Regions from separate parts of the Homo sapiens genome. Here region 1 is linked to region 2. The links are chromatin loops, found by intact Hi-C in ENCODE. Cell type or tissue: breast epithelium. All regions are shown on one strand. Links, peaks and the distances in the headings refer to the core of each region. The heading gives the core; the rest is flanking DNA.

The links. Hi-C counts contacts between places; a loop is a spot of excess contacts. Peaks named below come from ENCODE experiments on the same cell type or tissue, not always from the same donor. Only the 100,000 strongest peaks of a DNase experiment are listed, where the experiment ranks them.
Region 1: it touches region 2 in a loop (37-fold over the local background); 1 of 110 quality-filtered maps calls a loop at or near these places.

Annotation. Positions count from the first base shown.
Region 1 is chrX:50,078,553-50,089,770 of GRCh38, forward strand. CLCN5 (chloride voltage-gated channel 5) reads left to right here. Exons shown (of 15, transcript NM_001127898.4): 8 at 2,042-2,164; 9 at 3,089-3,295; 10 at 7,428-7,508; 11 at 7,776-8,318; 12 at 10,146-10,332. Among named protein-coding and RNA genes, the nearest start is that of MIR502, 70 kb to the left of the region's middle. In breast epithelium, for the core only: no CTCF peak of the experiment used is centred there; no DNase peak of the experiment used is centred there; H3K27me3 peaks cover 1,995 bases.
Region 2 is chrX:49,104,985-49,116,348 of GRCh38, forward strand. It overlaps GPKOW (G-patch domain and KOW motifs), which reads right to left. Exons shown (of 11, transcript NM_015698.6): 7 at 11,237-11,339; 8 at 10,907-11,030; 9 at 10,742-10,811; 10 at 8,869-8,954; 11 at 8,423-8,771. The coding sequence ends at 8,637. Among named protein-coding and RNA genes, the nearest start is that of GPKOW, 13 kb to the right of the region's middle. In breast epithelium, for the core only: no CTCF peak of the experiment used is centred there; a DNase peak (open chromatin) is centred at 7,018; H3K27ac peaks cover 1,068 bases; H3K27me3 peaks cover 1,520 bases.

The DNA of each region.
Region 1 (11,218 bases), core at 6,973-10,972, 980 kb after region 2:
TGTGTATGTGCGCGCACGCATGTAGTTCATAGTTCATTGCCATTTTGTCCTATGTGGACATTTGTTTAACCACCACCACAGTCAAGATTTAGAACTGTTCTATCACTGCAGGGCTGCCTCATGCTGCCCCTTTATAGCTGTATGTGTGTAAGCATTCCAACAGTTACTTTCAAACTGGAGCTTGAGATTTGCTCTAGTGACAGATTTCTCTGGCTCTTCTTTTTATGAACGAAATCCTTCCCTGGGGAAAGAGTCCTCTAGGTTTTGGTTTTTGTTTGTTTGTTTTTTGAGACGGAGTCTCACTCTGTCACCCAGGCTGGAGTGCAGTGGTGCGATCTCGGCTCACTGCAAGCTCCGCCTCCCGGGTTCACGCCATTCTCCTGCCTCAGCCTCCCAAGTAGCTGGGACTACAGGCACCCGCTACCACGCCCGGCTAATTTTTTTGTATTTTTAGTAGAGACGGGGTTTCACCATGTTAGCCAGGATGGTCTTGATCTCCTGACCTCGTGATCCGCCCGCCTCGGCCTCCTCTAGGTTTTAAGAAGCCTTCTCCAAATGCCAGGAAATTGCCCTCCTGGTCTCTGCCTCTGGCCAGTTTGAGTTACTTTTCCTTTCACTCCCTTACCCTCTTCATTTCCTACCTCTGCAGTCTTCTTCCTCCTTAGCTACATTGGAAAGGCAAAGAAATAGCAATCATGTGTTCCTCTGAGGGCCTAAGATAATGGAAAACCTGTGTCAAATTTACAACTCAGAAAAAACCTGAGCATTCTGGTTCTCTTTGTCTAGGTCAGTGAGTTACTTTAATAGTGTTTTGTGTTATGAAGTCAAAAGTCCATTGGGTTTTGTATTTACTGAGTGAGTTGCAATTCCTAATATTTCTACCAGCAAGCATAACTTCCTAATCAAAATTGCTTTTTTTGTAAGACATGACTATTTGCAGGCCCTTTAATATGGATGAATCTTTCCTGCTGGTCAAAGCTAGATTTCTTTTGTGGCATGCTTCATTTATCACAGGGGAATAGTCTCAAAAAGTATATTCTTTCTATTTTAAAAAATAGTTGTTTCCATTTTATTTATTTATATCTGGTACCACCAGGGTCCAAAACTTTCTACTTATATGGTTGTTCCTGAGTCTGTGGTACCAAAATTTTCTTGAAGATGTAGTTATATGTGGACTCTAAAAAAGAAAGTTGAGTAAACAGAACCAGAGAGCAGAATGGTGGTTACCTGGGGCATGGAGGAGGAGGAAATGGGGAGAAGTGGACCAAAGGGTACAAATTTGCAGTGAGGTAGGGTGAATAAGTCTAGAGAGGTAATGTACAGTAGAGTTAATAATGCTGTATACTAAAAATTTGCTAAGAGTATATTTTAGATGCTCTTACCACACATACAAAGAAAGGTAACTATGGAAGGTGATATGCATGTAAGTTTATTTCAATGTAGTAACAATTTCGCTATATGTATATATATAAAACATCATGTTGTACACCTTAAATACATACAATAAAAAAATTTTAAAAAGCAAAGAAAAAAGCCAAACACCCAAAATTTTGTTACTATAAACTATGAGAATTTGACACCAAGGTAAGTAGCCAAAGGTGAATTTAGTGGAACTTTAGATCCGCTCTTCACTTCAGATGTGAAGCCAAGGTTCAGCCATTCCAAAAAAGCTGGGGGGGTGCTCTTAAGACTCTTGGTAAAATGACATGGAATCATATATATTTGACTACAAAACCCATCAAAGCACTCATATAGAAAGAGAATTTTGTTTCATGGTTTTCCGTTTGCTCTTTTCCTTGTTCATCCTTAGAATCCATGGTAAATTTCCTTTGGGTGTAGCAAAGCATCTCATTTTCAGTACTAAGTGGCCTGACAGTGTTTCAGTAGTTGACAATTCAGAAAGAAAAGTCTTGAACAATTTAATCTCGGTGGTTTTTTTTTTTTTTGGACTTTTTTTCCTGAAAAAACATTACTCAGAAGAGCTGCATGTCTCACTGAAGCTGTCTAGGCTAAAACAAGCTTCTTTTTCCCCCTGTTCCAGGGAGCCTTTGCCTACATAGTCAATTATTTCATGTACGTCCTCTGGGCTCTCCTATTTGCCTTCCTTGCCGTATCTCTTGTCAAGGTGTTTGCGCCTTATGCCTGTGGCTCTGGAATCCCTGAGGTGAGTCTCTTAAAATGGTTTATAAATGGTTACAATATGAATACTTTTTGGTTAAAATCTCTTAATATGTATTCCAGCACATACCACAATTTGATGAATGTTAAACAGGATCAGATCCTGAGGCCATCTAAGACCTAGGTCTTTCCACAAGTCCCTCTCAGCCTGGGCTACCAGGAAATTAAAGGGAGTTGATTCTTAGCCTCCTGAGGGTTCCTGTTGAGCCAGGCTCTGGAAAACTTCCCCTGTTCCCTATCCAAAAAGCTTCCAGAGTATATCCCAAGATTCTGACCTGAAAAAGCAGTGTTATTGTCAGCTTTTTCAGGGCAAAAGAAAGAAAATCATTTGGTACCTTTCCCACAATATGATTTAGGCTACATGGGATGGTTAAAACCCTGTTTCTAACTACTTTTGGCTTAGATTGCTTGACAGTGACTAAAGACACTGAGACTTAGGTTACCAGGATGACTTTGCCCTTCCCTGTTTCCTGACCAGGTAATAAGTCACAATTTTTTTTTTTTTTAAGCCAGGGAATCAAGACTATACCTAACCTTTAAGGTTGTTTCAGGGACATTAGCCTTGTCCTCTCAAAACATGCCTCTTGGGCTACCACGTTGTAACATGAGGAAAACACCTATCCCTCCCTCTCCAGCTCCTCCTTCATATATGCACACTCTCATACTTACAATACATCCTTGCCCAGCTATCACTCCCCTCCCCCTAAAAAGGGGGAACATGAAAGCTTAAAGAACAGTTCTTGCTTTCTTGGGCTCCTGGGCTCTCTTCCAAACAGGGATCACTGTAGGTCAAGCATTTATATGTCACTTATTCAAAAGGTGCAGTTTCTATAATGAGGTCCAGATTTTTGCTTCTTAGCCTTGTTGACTTCCTTAGTCTATATTCAATCTTTCTGTGTTTAACCTGCAGATAAAAACTATCTTGAGTGGTTTCATTATTAGGGGCTATTTGGGTAAGTGGACTCTGGTTATCAAAACCATCACCTTGGTGCTGGCAGTGTCATCTGGCTTGAGCCTGGGCAAAGAGGGCCCTCTAGTGCACGTGGCTTGCTGCTGTGGGAACATCCTGTGCCACTGCTTCAACAAATACAGGAAGAATGAAGCCAAGCGCAGAGAGGTAATAATGAATGGCCTTAATAGTCTCTTTTTGGTTGTGAGCATAAATGATACAATCTTAGGGGGTGAGAATTTGAGAGTTCTACCAATGTTAATGCAAACACCCTTTGACCCAGCAATTCCACTTGTAGGAATTTATCCTACAGATATCCTAGCATGTGTGTGCACAAAGGTGTATAAGGATAGTGCAGCGTCTGTCAACATAGTAAAAAACTGAAGCAACAAAAATGTCCATCAATAGGGAACTGATCTAATAAATACTATTCTGTTCATACTGTAGAATACTTTGCAACCATTAAATGAGATAACCTTTTATATATTGACTTGGAATTCTGGCTATGAAACACCATTTGATTTTAAAAGCCAGTTTCTGAGTAATGTATATAATATAATTCATATTTTTTAAAAGTGTACATGCACTTATTGATAGAAAATGTCTGGAAGGTGGTTTTACCCCAAACTGGTTTTACTTTTTTTTTTTTTTGAGACAGGGTCTCACTCTGTCACCTAGACTGCAGTGCAGTGGCATGATCACGGCTCACTGCAGCCTCGACCTCCCTGGCTCAGATGATCCTCCCACCTCAGCCTCCCAAGTAGCTGAAACTACAGGCACGCACCACCAAACCCAGCTAATTTTTGTATTTTTTGTAGAGACGGGGTTTCACTATGTTGCCCAGGCTAGTCTCGAACTCCTGCGCTCAAGCAATCCTCCTCCCTCAGTCTCCCAAAGTGCTGGGATTACAGGCATGAGACACGATGCCTGGCTCACGTCAAACTGTTAAAAATGTTTATCTATGGTGAGTGGGAGAGTGAGGGGTAGTGAAGGAGAAGTAAGGATTTTAACTTTTTATTGTATGTAATTCTATTCAAGTATATATTGCTTCTCTTACAAAATAAGTTACAGAAAGAATAGATTTTAAAAGAAGTTGTTTATTGCTATGGAATAGTACATATAAGTGCAGTGTATGTTTCAGATGTCGGTTTTTTCACTTTCTATTTCTATCTAACACTATACTTGAATTAGTTTCTCTCTGTATTGGACCTCTCTCTACCTTTTGTTTCAGCCCAGCTAAATTAGTCCCGCCATGGCACCTCTGTAGTGGCTGTCATGTTTATGCAGTTGTTAATGTATGCTGTTTTGAGGAGGAAGGACTTTTTTAAAAAAAAGTTCCAAGTCATTGGTTTACTTTTTTCTTGCTATAATTAAGGGCCTAAGAGAATAATGGCTCTTGCTTTATTTTCTTTGAATTACAAAGAAGTCACATATGGAATGGGTCAAGACTAAGGTCATTTCACTTAAAAGGATTTTTCACAAAACAGGAACCTAATGATTTCTTATGAAAACCAAAAAAAAAAAAAAAATTAACCACAAGACCCAGAAGGAAACTCAAAGATATTGAGATTTCAAATATAGAATAAATTTTGTTGGTTCAAGGGAGAAAGGTCCTGGCACTGTTAGAAAGGAGAGGAAAGCTAGCAGGAGAGAAGATGGGGAAATATGAGTAGATTGTTTAACTACCTGTCATGCAGTAGAGGGACTTAAAGGTAGTGTTAAGTTGGTGAGGTTGTTAAATGGGAATGACATTCAACAGAAGGGAAGAGTTGAGAAAACATTTTTTTTCTAGAAGGGCTTTATTAGAACAGTTATGAAATTTGAATGAGATTTATAGATCAAATAACAGTTATTAGTGTAAATTTCCTATTTTGATCATTGAACTGTGATTATGGAAGAGACTGTCTTTGCTTTTAGGACATAAAAGCATTTATATCCTACATGCACTGAAGCATTTCAGGGTACATGAGCCTTATATGTGCAACTGACTTTTCTGAGTGAAATTCCAATTCTTCAGAAAAAAATAGAATCATAAAACAAATGCAGTAATGGTAGCAATTACAGAAGCTACATGAAGATATGTAGGACTTCTTTGTGCTATTCTTTCACCTTTTCTGTGTTTGAAATTTTTTTAAAAAAATATTATAATGGTTAAGAGTGAAGTGGTGATTGTTGCTGGTTTTGCATGGATGAAGGTGAATTTGAAACTACAGATTGCTGGGGACTTTCATTCTAAAAATTGGCATTTTTGTTCAAATAGTTTCTAATAAAATAAGAGGGGAATTCGATTTGGCTGTTTCTCTCTACAGATGCCATATATTTCTCCAGTTAGACTCATATGAATACAGTCATGTCTCAATGACAGGGATATGTTATGAAAAATGCATTGTTAGGAGATTTCGTCACTGTGCAAGCATTATAGATTGAAGTTACACAAACTTAGATGGTCTAGCCTACTACACACCTAGGCTTTATGATATAGCCTATGGCTCCTAGGCTACAAACATGTACAGCATGCGACTATACTGAATACTGTGAGCAATTGTAACACAATGGTAAATATTTGTGCATCTAAACATAGAAAAAGCACAGTAAAAATATAATATAATTTTATGGGGCCACCATGTTGTATGTGGTCCATCATTGACTGAAACGTTGTTACGTGGTGCGTGACAGTATTTGAATTGGTTTTTTTTGTTTTTGTTTTTGTTTTTTTTTTGGAGACAGGGTCTCAGTCTTTTGGCCAGGCTAGAATGCAGTAGTGTGATCTCAGTTCACTGCAACCTCCATCACCTGGGCTTGAGCAATTCTCCCACCTCAGACTCCCCAGTAGCTAAGACTACAGGCACATGCCATTATACCCAGCTGATTTTGTGAATTTTTTTGTAGAGACTGGGTTTTGCCATGTTGCCCAGGCCAGTGTTGAATTCCTGGGCTCAAGTGATCCTCCTGCCTCAGCCTCCCAAAGTGCTGGGATTACAGGCATGAGCCACCACAACCGGCTAGTATTTGAATCTTAAATTTACTTTCTAGCACTTATTTAGACTTTCCAGTTATTTTTTCCTGTTGCTTTCATCATCAGCGGCAACCTTTTTTGTCTTATGGCCTTGTCAAAGTGGGCAGATGGTTGAGAGTAAAACAGACTTGAGAAAGAAGGGTGTAGACAGACTCCACTCTACAATATAAAATTAAAGCAAACTAGCTACCCCGATTCTTTCTGTCTCTTGATTCATCCTAAACATAGTCACTGAAATCCCCTTTCTCAAGTTGCATGTTGGCTGTCCTCATCTTTCTTAAATGAAAGCCATTGTAGCTAGGAATTTCAAAGCCCTTCCAGCTAGCACCAGAGATTCCATTCTTTCCTCCCCATCATTTTCCTGAGCCATCCTACTCTTCCAGATAATCCTATATGCTTATTTTGCCAAGGACCTTTTTATTCTTCAAAACTCGTAATTTTGTTCAACTTTCTCTAAAATATTTCTTTACTTCTTCAAATCATCTCTCTCCATAGCAACCAGAATCCAATGAAAGGACTTGGTCCATCTATTAATTTTGGTTTGTTTGCCATTATTAGTGTTTGTCATGTACATTTTACATGTACACACACACCTACACAGAGGTGGAGGTCTCTAAGTATCACTATTCTTTCTCTCTTTATCACTTTTTCCCTTTGGCTCCTTCTTCCTCTCCCACTCTCTCCTAGTCCCTTTCCTTGCCATATCTTAAGTCTTCCCTTAAAAATCTAGTCACCTCCCTATTTCTGTGTCCATAGGTTATTGGGCATGGAGTAGGACACAGGGTACGAGAGACTCTAAATACCTATTGCATGAATACTTGCAGCTGCTGAATAACTGTGAACCAATTGTGACTTCAGTTTTATGTCATTAGAGCCTTCTTGAACATCTCATTTAAAAAGCATTCCTTTGCAAAGTTCCATATAAATAAATACATCACTGTAAGTACATCATTTAGATGGTGAACAAATAGGCCTAGAAATTCAAATGCAGTTACTGAATTGGGAGTATGGGAGATAAGGGCGGGGGGGCGGTGCATAATTTAGAATAAAACACATGGCTAAATGAATTACAAAGGAAAGGTCCTCTTACCTGGTCAAGCATGTGAACTATGCATGTGTATTCAAAATTCAGCATACAGTGTTTGAATTTTGTTTTTGATGATATGGAACATCTAGAGGTATTTTTAAATGTTCAGTAACTACTAACATTTCTTCTAAAAATGTGATTGAGTGATTGAGGAAAGCAGCATTATTCTGTCACTAATTCTGAGTTTTGGATTTTAGGTCTTGTCGGCTGCAGCAGCAGCTGGTGTATCTGTAGCCTTTGGAGCACCTATAGGTGGAGTATTATTCAGCCTTGAAGAGGTAACAACTTTTCATTGTACAGCATGTGCATGCTTTTGTGTCAGGAATTTTGTACATTGCAGCGCAATAATTTTGTACATAATGTACAATATCTGTGTATATCCCAGTCCCTGAGTGCTCTCCCCAACTTGGTGCTTTACCATGTGACTAGAAATCCAGTCGGCAGTTTTCATCCATTAGTTGACTCTCATGCCTGCAGCACAACATTTCACCTGAAATAGTTTCTGCGTATTGACTGAGTTTGCTTTCTCACCTTCTTTCTTCTAGGTCAGCTACTATTTTCCCCTCAAAACATTGTGGCGTTCATTCTTTGCTGCCTTGGTGGCAGCATTCACTCTACGCTCCATCAATCCATTTGGGAACAGCCGCCTGGTACTATTTTATGTGGAGTTTCACACCCCATGGCATCTCTTTGAGCTCGTGCCATTCATTCTGCTGGGCATATTTGGTGGTCTGTGGGGAGCACTGTTTATCCGCACAAACATTGCCTGGTGTCGGAAGCGAAAGACCACCCAGTTGGGCAAGTATCCTGTTATAGAGGTACTCGTCGTGACAGCCATCACTGCCATCCTGGCTTTCCCCAATGAATACACTCGGATGAGCACAAGTGAGCTCATTTCTGAGCTGTTTAATGACTGTGGCCTTCTGGACTCCTCCAAGCTCTGTGATTATGAGAACCGTTTCAACACAAGCAAAGGGGGTGAACTGCCTGACAGACCGGCTGGCGTGGGAGTCTACAGTGCAATGTGGCAGCTGGCTTTAACACTCATACTGAAAATTGTCATTACTATATTCACCTTTGGCATGAAGGTGAGGAATTCTTTTGGGACTCAGTGGCTGCATGCGTAGCTGTGGGTTTTGGAGGGCAGAGCCCAGGTATCATACAATCCTGATAGCTCATATGGTGCTTTCAAATCCCCCTCACATTATTCCCCCACCCCCAAAGCCTCTTTTACCCCACACGTTCTCATAATTTGCTAGACACTTGTACCTCTATCTCAAATTGTCCAAGCCTTGAGTTGTCCAAATGCCAGCCTCAGTGATGAAATTTTAGGAAGAATGTTTGCTCCTTTTCTGTGGAAAACATATTTTGCCCCTCAAAAATGATGGTGAAGTATTTATTCCAGTACATTTCATATTAAAATGATATCTGACCACCACAGTGTTACTCCTTATAGGGTGGCTTTAGAGTTTACCAATAAAGCACAATATTGATTGAACCAAAGAAGTTGCTGGGATTCGACCATTTTGACTGCTAAAATGGCAATTTCCTGTGGTTCAACCCAATATATAGCTAAATATAGTTTTTTACAGTGGTATCAATGTTCAGTTGTCAAGAAGTGGGATCCACTTCACAGGTGATCCTTAGTTAATATTTAAGCTATCAAAAGTGGACATCAGGCTGGCACGTTTTACTTTAGGTACCTGTTACCATTTCCACGTTTCAGAAGAAGCCAGAAAAGAAAATTTGTTAAGGTATTTTCCTCCTCCTTTCTAGGTTTTTGTTTGTTTCTTTCTTTTCTTTAGCACCCTAACTACCAAGTTATTTTCCTCTATTCTCTAGAGAAATGGAGATTCAAGCCAGAAGAGATAGCAACTCAGTTTAGGCATTATTGTAATCTCTAAGATGACGCCATCCATCCCCTCAATACAGGGAAGGGATGGAGACCCTGAGAAATTTTGCAGTGCTTCTTGAGTTAATTTTCACCTCATGCCTGCATTCTTTCACTTAAAGGGAATTTGTAAACCATCAGAACACCAGATTCAAATGCATTCCAAAATCAAACACAGGCTATTTTAAAAGAATCTGCTGTTTTGGTTATCCTTATCATCATTTCCCTCTCTCAGTACAGAATATTAAGAATTTACTATAGTATCCTAGGAGTCAAGAAAAAGAGTGGGGAGATAGATGAGCTTTACTTTTTTGGTTAATCTTGTAACCATAGTCATGATCTCATTACAATTTTTTAATTGTTTAATCTTTCTTGATACTGTTACAAAATAGACTGAAACCTCATGTGCTATATCCTTTTTGTGTGAGCAATGGGCTAAGATTCAATATATGAGCATGGTTATGAGCATTCCATTTAAATCCCAGCACCAGTCTTTACTAAATCTTGACCTTGGGTGGGTTACTTAACCTCTCTGAACCTTAGGTTCTTTGGCATTTGGGAATAATAATGCCTGCCTCCTGGGGTTATAAAGAACCCATGAATCTTGCATGTAGAGCGTCCAGCATAGAACATGGTAGGTACTCAATAAAGGGTAGTCATTGTTGATAAGAATTCAAAATTGGTGGAAATGTCTGCATATATGAGAAACTCCATCTATTTTCCTTTTTCTTTGGGAAAGGCCCAATTTCTGCCTCCAGTTCTGTGTTGGTCTGGAGAGTTCAGGCTCTTGCCTGATGGACCCCGAATCAGGGTAAGCTTCTTTGCAGTCGTCCTTGCCTGCACGTCCCAGAGAACCTCTAGTCCCTGTAGTGTTACACACACCTTTACAGCCACTTGCTAGCATAGTGCATAGTTAAATTGTCATCGGCCTGTTTGCTTTGCAGAGGGTCAGTCCTCCAGCCCTTACCATGTGCCAAGCAATCACATCATTTCTCACTAACCATCTATTGGTTTCTCTTTGCAGATCCCTTCTGGCCTCTTTATCCCTAGCATGGCTGTTGGTGCTATAGCAGGTCGACTTCTAGGAGTAGGAATGGAACAGCTGGCTTATTACCACCAGGAATGGACCGTCTTCAATAGCTGGTGTAGTCAGGGAGCTGATTGCATCACCCCCGGCCTTTATGCAATGGTTGGGGCTGCAGCCTGCTTAGGTGAGTAGTGTTTGCATTAATTTCAAGTTGCTACCCAGGTGACATACAACAGAAGAGTTTATTAAACACAGTTGACTGTAGGAGAATTTAAATGCCCATCCCTTTCCAGTTAGGTTTGCCATTTTCCAAGCACATTAAGAAAGCATCTGGTATACAGATGAGGAAACTAAAAAAAATAAAAATAAAAATCATAATAAAAAAGAAAAGGAATTCTACTCTCATACTGGGGAAATAATCAGAAATTTAGACAAAGATATCTGCACAAGAATATGTATCATAGTATAAGAGCAAAAAATTAGAATCAACCTAAATTTGCACTTGAGGGACTGGTTAAATGAATTATGGTACATCCATATGATGTTATACAATGCAGCCTTTAAATGTGATGTTAATTGTTAATATGTTTAACATCTTAAAATATGATGTTATATAAATTTGTAATAATATGCAGAATGTTCCCAACATAAAGTAGAGGGGGAAACATGGCAGAAAATTAAACATATAATGTGAGTTCACTCATTTAAAAACATATGTTTTTGCATAGAAAAAAACTTGAAAAAGTCATTCAGAATTTTTACTCTGCTTATTTATTGGCAGTCAGCTAATAGATAATGACTTTCTTTTATATTTTCTGGATTTTCCACAATGGCATGTATTTTCTAATTAGGGAAAAGAAGCAACAGAAAAATGAAAGAACAAAGAAACAAGAAGGCATCTTGGACTGGACATGGTAGCTCACACCTGTAATCCTAGCTACTTAGGAGGCAGAGGTGGGAGGATCACTTGAGGTTAGGAGTTTGAGACCAGCCTGGGCAACATAGTGAAACCCCAATTCGACAAAAAATAAAAAGTTAGTTAGGTGTGGTGGCACATGCCTGTAGTCTCA
Region 2 (11,364 bases), core at 4,877-8,876:
TTTGAGACCAGCCTGGCCAACATGGTGAAATCCTGTCTCTACTAAGAATACAAAAATTAGCTGGGCATGGTGGCCCATGCTTGTAATCTCAGCTGCTCCAGAGGCTAAGGCACAAGAATCACTTGAAACCCAGGAGGCAGAAGTTGTAATGGGCCGAGATTGCACCATGGCACTCCAGCCTTGGCAACAGAGTGAGACTGTCTCTAAATAAATAAATACATACATACAGACAGACATACATACTAGCTCCAAATTACTGATGCCAATCAACAGTAATAAAAAATATGAATGATATGAAACGTGATATTAAAATGATTAGTAAATCACTATAGTCCATAATGGGAAAACTCATTCCATTATGTACTAAAATAACAAAAATCGGGCCAACACTTTGGGAGACTGACGTGGGCAGATCCCTTGAGTTCAGAGGTTCGAGACTAGCCTGAGCAACACAGCAAAATTTCATCTCTACAAGAAATATAAAAATTAGCCAGGTACGGTGGAACATGCCTGTGGTCCCAGCTACTCGGGAGGCTGAGGTGGGAGGAAGAGGATGGCTTGAGCCTGGGAGGCGGAGGCTGCAGTGAGCCGAGATCACGCCACTGCACTCCAGCCTGGGCAATAGAGCCAGACCTTGTTTTTTTTTTTTTTTTTTTTTTTAAATCATTCTCATACCTTGATAAGGAAATACGCAACTTTTAAATGTTAATTTAGAAAATAACCAGCAAATGTAGCAGATTTTTAGTGTCCCCTAAATTAGTGTTCAAGGGGATCAATCTGGACGCAGAGAAAGAAGTAAAAAAATGGAGAACAGGCCAGGCACAGTGGCTCACGCCTGTAATCCCAGGGCTTTGGGAGGTTGACGGAGCCGGATTGCTTCAGCCCACGAGTTCAAGACCAGCCTGGGCAAAATGGCAAAGCCCAATCTCTATGGAAAATAAAAACTTTTAAAAATTAGCCCACCATGGTGGCACTGGCCTGTAGACCCAGCTACTCAGGAGGCTGAGGTGGGAGGATCCCTTAAGCCCAGGAGTTGGAGGTGGCAGTGAGCCATGATTGCGCCACTGTACTACAACCTGAATGATGGTGAGACCCTATCTCTAAAAAGAAAAAGAATAATTTTATCTTGGCCCCCATGTGGCACCTCACAGCTTGGGAACAACAATTTCTCACGTTTCCTCAGCTCCAACCACCACTCACAAGCTGTGTGACCTCGAGCAAGGCACCCAAGCTCCTCTGGACCTCAGCTTCCCTGTCAGTACAATGGGGATAACAATAGTGCTTACTTTATGGGGTCATTTGTGAATGTGAGATGAGTTAATAAATGGAAAGCACTTAGAAAAACCTCTGGAACCACTGAATCAAACTGGATATCATTATTGATCCCTCATTCAATCCTTCAATACCCATTTAGTGTCGTCTGTCCAGATGCTGCAGATACGCCTAGCACACAGTGACTGCTCAGCGAACAGTGTCACAATGAACATGTGCAATGGCCTTGAAGGCCACATTGGGACTTGCCCTGATCAGCAGGTTGGAGGTGCTCCAGGCCCGAAGCTTAGCTGTGAGTGGGGACATGGGAGGGAGGTTGGAACTACCACTGCAGAAGGGGCTCTGAACCTAGGTTCAGGAGAGAGGCTTTGAACTTGCATGTGTGGGGAGCCATGGAAGTTTCCAGGAAGGACTGCAGGTCCCACCTGGAGATGTGCAGTTCCTCCTTCAGGTACCTGGGAATGTCAGTCACACCCCAGACCTGCTCAGCTCCTCCAAACTGCTGTTCCTGTATCTGAGAGCTTCAAGTCCCCAAATGGCCTATCTAATACATGGGGAAACTGAGGCCTGGGGAGGCCTGGGGACTGAGCTAGCATTCACTTGTGGAAATAGTCTGGCATCACCTGAAGAAGTTAGAGACATGCAAATCCTACGCCCTCAGATTCCCCTCTGAGAGTCTGCGTGCCTATGTGAACCAGGAGACATGTGCGGGAGTGAACACTGCAGTGTTACTCCAAACAGCAAGAACCAGAAACAGCCCAAAGGGCCGTTACAGGAGAATATGGACACCCAGGCTGCACATGCACACCATGGAATGCTGTATGGCAGTGGAAATAAATGAACAGCTACCCCTACAGGCAAACAGGAATCATAGCAACAGCTGGGAGTGACGGCGTGAAGCAGAGGGACAAGAATGTGCACTCATGCCCGGTCTGCCTGGCTTACAATCCTGGCTCTCTGCTTGCCAGCTAGAACTATCATGCAAATCATTTAACCACTCGGTGCCTCAGTTCCCTCATATGTAAAATGGACATGGTAACAGTGTGTATCCCACAGGCCATTATGAGGATTTAAATGATTTAAAGGATTGTGGGCTGGGCACAGTGGCTCAAGCCTGTAATCCCAGCACTTTGGGAGGCCGAGGTGGGTGGATCACCTGAGGTCAGGAGTTCAAGACCAGCCTGGCTAACATGGTGAAACCTCGTCTCTACTAAAAATACAAAAAAAAAAAAAAAAAAAAAAAAAAAATTAGCCAGGTGTGGTGGCAGGGGCCTGTAAACCCAGCTACTTGGAAGGCTGAGGCAGGATAATCACTTGAACCTGGGAGGCAGAGGATGCAGTGAGCTGAGATCGTGCCACTGTACTCCAGCCTGGGCAACAGAGTGAGGCTTGGTCTCAAAAATATAAATAAATAAACAAACAAATAAATAAAGGATTGTGAATGTAAAGGGGACAGAACAGTGCCTGACACACACATCAAGTGCTACATGAGTGTTAAGAGAAAGCCGGCTGGGTGTGGTGGCTCACGCCTGTAATCACAGCACTTTGGGAGACTGAGATGGACGGATCACCTGAGGTCAGGAGTTCGAGACCAGCCTAGCCAACATGGAGAAACCCTGTCTCTACTAAAAATACAAAAATTACCTGGGTGGCGGGCACCTGTAATCCCAGCTACTCGGGAGGCTGAGGCAGGAGAATCGCTTCAATCTGGGAGGTGGAGGTTGCAGTGAGCCAAGATTGTGCCACTGCACTCCAGCCTGGGTGACAGAGCGAGACTGTCTCAAAACAAACAAAAAAACAAAAAGAAAACCAGAAGCCGGGTGCAGTGATTCATGCCTGTAATCCCAGCACTTTGAGAGGCTAGGGCAGGAGGATCGCCTGAGGCCAAGGGTTCAAGACCAGCATAGGCAACATGGCGAGACTCTGTCTCTATTAAAAATTTAAAAATTAGCCAGGTGTGGTGGGATGCACCTGTAGTCCCAACTACTCAAGAGGCTGAGGGGCGAGGAATACTTGAGTTTGAGGCAGCAGTGACCTATGATTGCAGCACTGCACTCCAGCCTGGACAAAAGAACAAGAACCTGTCTCAAAAAAAACAAAAACAAAAACAAAAAAAAGATAAATCTAGAATGTCCAGTGGGGAAAAAGTAAGTTTCCAAAGATTACATAGTGTTATGGTTTGATGACTTGTACCTCTCAAACCCAGCACTTTGGGAGGCCAAGGTGGGTGGATCACCTGAGGTCAGAAGTTTGAGACCAGCCTGACCAACGTGGTGAAACTCCATCTCTACTAAAAATACAAAAATTAGCCGGGCATGGTGGCGGGCACCTATAATTCCAGCTACTCGGGAGGCTGAGGCAGGAGAATCGCGTGAACCTGGGAGGTGGAGGTTGCAGTGAGCTGAGATCGTACCATTACACTCTAGCCTAGGTGACAGAGCACTACTCTGCCTCAAAAAAAGAAAAAGAAAAAGAAATGTAATTGCCATTGTAACAGTATTAAGAGGTGAGATCTTTAAGAGGTCATCAAGCAAGCAAGAGAGAGAGAGAGAGAGAGAGAGTCTTTTTCTACCACGTGAGAACATAGTGAGGTAATCTGCAAGCCAGGAAAAGAGTCCTCATCAGAAATGACCCTGACAGACCTTGTTCTGGGAATTCTAGCCTGCAGAACTGTGAGAAAATAAATTTCTGTTGTTTAAGCCAAAAAAAAAAAGTGGTAATCAAGAGGCCTCATGAATGGATTACTGCTGTTATTATGGGAGTGGGGAGTGGGTTTCTCATAATAAAATGGGTTCAGCCCCCTCTCTGGCCCTCTCTTACTCTTTCCCCCTCCACTATGGAATGACACAGCAAGAAGACCCTGGCCAGATGCTGCACCTAGATCTTGGACTTCCCAGCCTCCAGAACTATAAGGAATAAATTTCTATTCTTTATAAATTACCCAGTGTCATGTATTTTGGTACAACAGCACAAAACAGACTAAGATGTATACTTTTTTTTTTTTTTTTTTTTTGAGACGGAGTCTCGCTCTGTCGCCCAGGCTGGAGTGCAGTGGCGCGATCTCGGCTCACTACAAGCTCCACCTCCCAGGTTCACGCCATTCTCCTGCCTCAGCCTCCCGAGTAGCTGGGACTATAGGCGCCCGCCACCACACCTGGCTAATTTTTTGTATTTTTAGTAGAGATGGGGTTTCACCGTGTTAGCCAGGATGGTCTCGATCTCCTGACCTCATGATCTGCCTGCCTTGGCCTCCCAAAGTGCTGGAATTACAGGCGTAAGCCACTGTGCCCAGCCTAAGATGTATACTTTTATACAGTTCAGAAACACCAAAGATGAAGCAAGATATTTAGGCTGCAGACTACTGACTTCTTGTATTCTCACATAGCTGAAAGAGGACGAGAGTCTCTGGGATGCCTTTTAAGGCACTGATCCCATCTATGAGGGCTCTGCCCTTGTGACCTAATTACCTCCCAAAGGCCTCACCCCTAATGCCATCACATGGGGCGGTTATGATTTATTTTTTTTTCTTTTGAGATGAAGTCTCGCCCTATTGCCCAGGCTGGAGTGCAATGGCGCAATCTCAGCTCACTGCAACCTTCCCCTCCCGGGTTCAAACGATTCTCCTGTCTCAGCCTCCCAAGTAGCTGAGATTACAGGTGCACGCCACCACGCCTGGCTAATTTTTGCCTTTTTAGTAGAGATGGGGTTTCACCATGTTGGCCAGGCTGGTCTCAAACTCCTGACCTCAGGTGATCTGCCCACCTTGGCCTCCCAAAGTGCTGGGATTATAGGCGTGAGCCAGTGCTCCTGGCCTCTACAAAAAATTTTTAAAAAATTAGCTGGGCGTGGTGGCACACACCTGTAGTCCCAGCTACTCAGTAGGCAGGAAGATTGCTTGAGCCCAGGAGATCAAGGCTGCAGTGAGCCATGATTGTGTCCCTGCACAATCAGCCTGGGAGACAGAGTGAGACCCTGTCTCCAAAAAAAAAAAAAAAAAAAAGGAAGCCTTGCTGGGCATCTAATGGGAAAATCTGTGTTCCCAACAATGGAAATCAGCTAGATTGACCAAAGCACCAGAGGAACAAATGTATTTAGAGTGGTTCTGTGTGCACATGGTGGGGGGTGTATGGCAAGTGGGGAGTTGTCAACTGGCAGTCTTTAGCAGTGGCTATATGGAGGCTTCTCATGATTTCCACTTCAGTCAGAACAAAAGCCATAGTAGTTCCAGTGGACTGACCTTACAGCACTACAGGATCTCCCTGACCTGACCTCCTACCACCTTCTCCCTCACTTACTCCCCTGCAGCCACACCAGCCTCCCGGCTGTTCCTCACACATGCTAGCAACAGTGCTACCACAGGGCCTTTGCACTTCATTTCCCCTGTCTAGACCGCTTTCCCCAGATAGCTGCATGACCATCCCTTACTTCCTTAATACCGTTGCTTAATGTCACCTTCTCTCTAAGGCTTTCTGTGGCCATCCTATTAATACTGCCCCTTTCCCCCATGGTTCTCAGCTTCTTATAACATCTTCCATCACTTACTTCTGCTTATTGCTCACTGTCTCAGCCCCAGTGGAGTGTCAGCCCCACAAGGGCAAGGATGTTTGTTTTGTTTGTAGCTCCATACTCGGTACCCAGGATGCTGCCTGGCATATAGTAGGGTCTTGATATTAAGTGATTTACTCCATACGGTTCCCCTAGCATGCAGGATGGTACCTGGCATTCAGTAGGAGCTCAAGAGATGTTTGTTGAATGAATTGGTGTGATAGGGGACTTGGTGAGGACCCGCCCCCACTTAGATAGCTTTAGAAGCTGTTGGATACTTCATCCCTCTGCGTGGTGCTGCAGACATGGAGATGAAGAGGTGGCCTCAGTGTGGGAGTAGAGGGGAGCATTCCCTTGACTGAGGAAGGAATGTTAGAAAAGAGAGCTGAGGCTGGGCATGGTGGCTCATGTCTGTAAACCCAGCACTTTGGGAGGCCGAGGTGGGCAGATCACGAGGTCAGGAGTTTGAGATCAGCCTGACCAACACTGTGAAACCCCGTCTCTACTAAAAATACAAAAATTAGCCGGGCATGGTGGCATGCGCCTGTAATCCCAGCTACTAAGGAGGCTGAGGCAGGAGAATCACTTGAAACTGGGAGGTGGAGGTTGCAGTGAGCCAAGATCACGCCACTGCATTCCAGCCTGGGCGACAGAGCAAGACTCCATCTCAAAAAAAAAAAAAAAAAAAAAAAAAAAAGAGCTGAGGCCAGGAGTGGTGGCTCATGCCTATAATCCCAGCACTTTGGAAGGCCAAGATGGGAAGATCACTTGAGCCCAGGAGTTCAAGACCAGCCTGAGCAATATAGTGAGACCTTGTCTCTCTTATATTTAAAATAAAAAATTATTTAAAAAAAATTTTTTAAAAGAAGAGCTGACCTGTCCATATCTGCCACTGAACACAGCCCAGACAGCAACCCACAGCACCTCAATAATTGACTCCTCTCTGAAAGGCAAAGAAACTGCTTCCTGAGTCTGCTGCTACAAATTCAAGGCTTGGCATCTGGACAATTTTTAACAGAAGCAGACCCCTGCCAGGGAAACTTCTGGGGGCTTGGCAGAAGAGGCAGATGCCTTTTAATCTACCTCTTGCTCAATCCCTGTGATGTGAAAAAAGCCAGTCTGGACAAATTGTACAGGTCACAGTCCCCAGCTTGTGAGGGGCCTGTAGAGAATTCTCGGGCTCACAGAAGCCGTTGCTGCAGTAACCACTGCCGCAAGAGCAACTTTGGCAGCAGGCAGGTGCCAGGCAGCAAGCTGAGAGAACACTGCACAGATTCAAAGTGTCTTCAGATACAAGGCTTTGTTTGTGCACAGTGAACAAAGGGCATATTGGGAAGGCCTCCTTATATTGTCCACACTTCCCTGAATGTAAGGAGCCCTGTCCTCAAAATGGGGATCAGCAGGGCTCCTTTCAAGGTAAAGCAGAAAAAGTCCCAGTGGCCTGTCAAGGGAGACCAGGCGCTTTGGCTGGAGCTAGGTGTTCTGGACAAAGGGCCATATTCAAGAACTTTGGGCCCCATTTTCAAGCGTAGGCTTAGGAGAAAGATGAATTCCAGGAAATCTGAAGCTGATGAGATATCTGCTTTAGCATTGTGGCACGGGGAGGAGATGGAGGGTGTCTGAAATGGCCAGGTTATGTTGTGTTACAGGCAGAGACAGAGCCCCAGTGCCATTCCCTGGGGAGCTTTAGCCCTTCTCAAAGGTGCTACCAAGGCTGGTTTATTATGATTGGAGAAAGGAGGAGGCCTCCTTGACAGAGTGAAGTGCATAAAGCATAGGAAATGGACTACTGGACATGAGAAGTTGGGAACATCCTCCCTACGATTAACAAAATACAAGCCAGAGACCAGGCACGGTGGCTCATTCCAGTGCCTATAATCCCAGCACTTTGGGAGGCTGAGACGGGAAGATCGCTTGAGCCCAGGAGATCAATGCTGCTGTGAGCTATGATTGCACCACTGCACTCCAGTCTGGGCAACAGAGGAAGACCCCAGGCTCAGCATATTCTCTGGGGTCCTGCTCTAAACTGAGAGTGAAAGCATACTCTGCTGCTAGTTGCTAGAGTTCTTGCTCAGAAAGTTGTTCAGAGATACAGTATTTCAGATTCCACAGCATCTAAAGATTTTTTTTTTTTTTTTTGAGACAGAGTCTAACTCTGTCCCCTGGGCTGGAGTGCAGTGGCGCAATCTGGGCTCACAGCAACCTCTGCCTCCTGGGTTCAAGCGATTCTCTTGCCTCAGCCTCCTGAGTAGCTAGGATTATAGGCGTGCACCACCATACCTCGGTAATTTTTTGTATTTTTATACTTTTAGTAGAGACAGGGTTTCACCTTGTTGGCCAGGCTGATCTTGAACTCCTGGGCTCAAGCGATCCATCCACCTCAGCCTCCTAAAGTGCTAGGATTACAGGCATGCACCACTGTGCCCAAGCTTATAGTATCTATATTCCAAGAGTGAGCTCACAATCAAATGAGTCCTTTAACTTGTCCTGTACCCTGAGCAGAAAAGCAAGGCTGAAAAGTGAAATGGTTCCCACCTCAGTCAACTCAGTTCCCACCTTAACTCGCAGCTCATCATACCACTTATGATTTCATCTTTCTATTAAGTACTTGAAATGGTTTTTATTATACCCTAAATTTTGGTAAATATTGGGTTTGTTTCTAGCTTCCCTACTGGTTCACCCATCCCTTTCCCTTGTCCTTGTCCCAGGACTGCACCAGAAGTAGAGGATGGAACAATGATCTTCCCACCTTCTGAAGGCAACTTTCTCATATGGTACAGAACTGGTACCAGCCTGGGGGATGGGAGGAGTCCCATGGGTCAGTCATCATCTGTGTCACTAGGGCCCATGTACTGGCAGATGGCATCGTAGTGAAGCTCCACCACCTGATTTTCTCTTGGCAGTTGCACCAAAGCCCGGCTCCGTGCTCTGTCCCGGCTCAGCAAATGTCCCACCTGGAACAGAGGTGAAGTGGAATCAGCAAGGCAAGCCTAGACCCTGGGACAGGCCCTGAACGACCCACAAACCTCTACTGCCAGGTCTGAGACTCACCCTTCCAGTCTGTGGGCCCAGCACCACCATCACACGGTCACCCTCTGCCTTGGGAACCAGGGTCTCCAGCATGTCTTCCCTCAGGCCTATGGATAAGGGAGAGGGGAGTGAGGCCCACAGCAAGGACCAGCCCAACCAGCGTCCTGTCAGAAGGGCCTTTCCTGGCCAGGCGTGGTGGCTCACACCTGTAGTCCCAGCACTTTGGGAGGCTAAGTTGGGAGGATCGCTTGAGCCCAGGAGTTCGAGACCAACCTGGGCAAGATGGTCAGACCTCATCTCTACAGATTTTTTTGTTTTGTTTTTTGAGACTGAGTTTGGCTCTTGTTGCCCAGGCTGGAGTGCAATGGTGTGGTCTTGGCTCACTGCAACCTCCGCCTCCTGGGTTCAAACGATTCTCCTGCCTCAGCCTCCTGAGTAGCTGGGATTACAGGCACCCACTACTGCGTTTGGCTAATTTTGTATTTTTAGTAGAGATGGGGTTTTGACATGTTGGTCAGGCTGGTCTCAAACTCCTGACCTCAGGTGATCCACCCTCCTCGGTCTCCCAAAGTGCTGGGATTACAGGCATGAGCCACCGCGCCCAGCCTACAAAAAATTTTAAAATTAGCCAGGCATGGTGGTCAGTGCCTGCAGTCCCAGCTACTCAGGAGGCTGAGGTGAGAGGATGGCTTGAAACCAGGAATTTGAGGTGGCAGTGATCCATGATGGTGCCACTGCACTCCAGCATAGGTGATAAAATGAGACCCAATCTCAAAAAAAAAAAAAGAAAAAAAAAAAAAAGAAGGGCCTTTCAGCTGGGTGTGGTGGCTCATGCCTGTAATCCCAGCACTTTGGGAGGCTGAGGCAGGAGGATCACGAGGTAAGGGGTTCAAGACCAGCTTGGCCAATATGGTGAAAACCTGTCTCTATTAAAAATACCAAAATTAGCTGGGTGTGGTAGCGGGCACCTGTAGTTCCAGCTACTCAGGAGGCTGAGGCAGAAGAATAGCTTGAACCCGGGAGGCGGAGGTTGCAGTGAGCCAAGATTGCGTCACTGCACTCCAGCCTGGGTGACAGAGTGACTCTGTTTCAAAAAAAAAAAAAAAAAAAAAAAAAAAAAAAAGAAGGGCCTTTCCTGTATTCCCTGGAGCCACTCTACACCCTGTTGACAGATGGGAGTCCCGCCACATCCATTTCACAGATGAGGTAGCCTAAGGAGTAGTTTACAAAAATCACTGTAATAAAGGGTGGTGGTGATAACAACAGGCACCTTTTATTGTGGGCATGTTTTAACCCCTGCCCTGCACTGAGAGCTCAATACACATTCCTTCACTAAGGCACCAATCACAAGAGGAAGAAATAGTAAATTCCATGCTAATTTGACAGACCGGAGGCCGAGCGCGGTGGCTCACGCTTGTAATCCCAGCACTTTGGGAGGCCGAGGTGGGAGGATCACTTAAGGTCAGGAGTTCCAAGACCAGCATGGTCAACATGGTGAAACCCTGTCTCTACTAAAAACACAAAAATTAGCCAGGTGTGGTGACGCTTGCCTGTAATCCCAGCTACTCGGGAGGCTGAGGCAGGAAAATCGCTTGAACCTGGGAAGTGGAGGTTGCAGTGAGCTGAGATCACGCCACTGCACTCCAGCCTGGGTGACAGAGTGAGACTCTGTCTCAAAAAAAAAAAAAAAGAAAAAAAAGAAAACTTGACAGACTGGGAGAGTGGGGCTCAAGATAACCAACCACCATCATGGAAGTGTCTAATGTTCTGTAAGAGGATGCTAGGCCTTGCAAAATACCTGAACTCTGCCAAACCTCCCAGCTTTGCCTGGGCCAGGCTCTGGGCCTAAAACACTCTTCTTGATCAACCTCCAGCTGCCATCGCTCAAACTCACCTTCCAGGACTCGGCCTTCATCTGTCCGACATACACAGGTATCTGGGCTTAGGACATCTTCAATTATCATCTGGGGATACAGGTCAGGGGGATGTGAGATTTTAGAGAGGTAGGGGGGCCCAGTCCCTAGGAGAGGGAGGGGGACTCAGGCTGCAGGGTTCCCACCTTGGTGTTGTAATATTGGCCTCCTTTGTACATGTTGTCCACAAACCGCACACGCAGGTCCCTGTGCAACCAGTGCTGACTTCTGGGGGCTGCTTTCTCACTCTTGGCTGCAGGCCCATCCTGTCTGTGGAGAAGGTGCCAGCACCAGGCTTAGCTCTTCATCAGATGCACTTTCCAGTTGCCCTCCCTTTGCCTATGCTATGAAACCCACCCACAATGCAGTTCCCCGTTCCTTCTATGAGCCCGCCTTGCCTTGGAAGCCTTCCCTGGCTGCTCGAGCCTACCCACAGCCCTGCCTTCTTGACCCCTCCCGCATGCTCAGAGTCCCACCGGTCTGGAAGGTGTTTCCGCTTCCTCTCTGAGTTGTCCTGCTGGATGTAGAGTTCTTGATTCCAGAGGGTCTTCCGTGATGAGGCAGTTCCGTTCTGTTGCCCTGGGGAAGGAAGTTTTGCTCATCT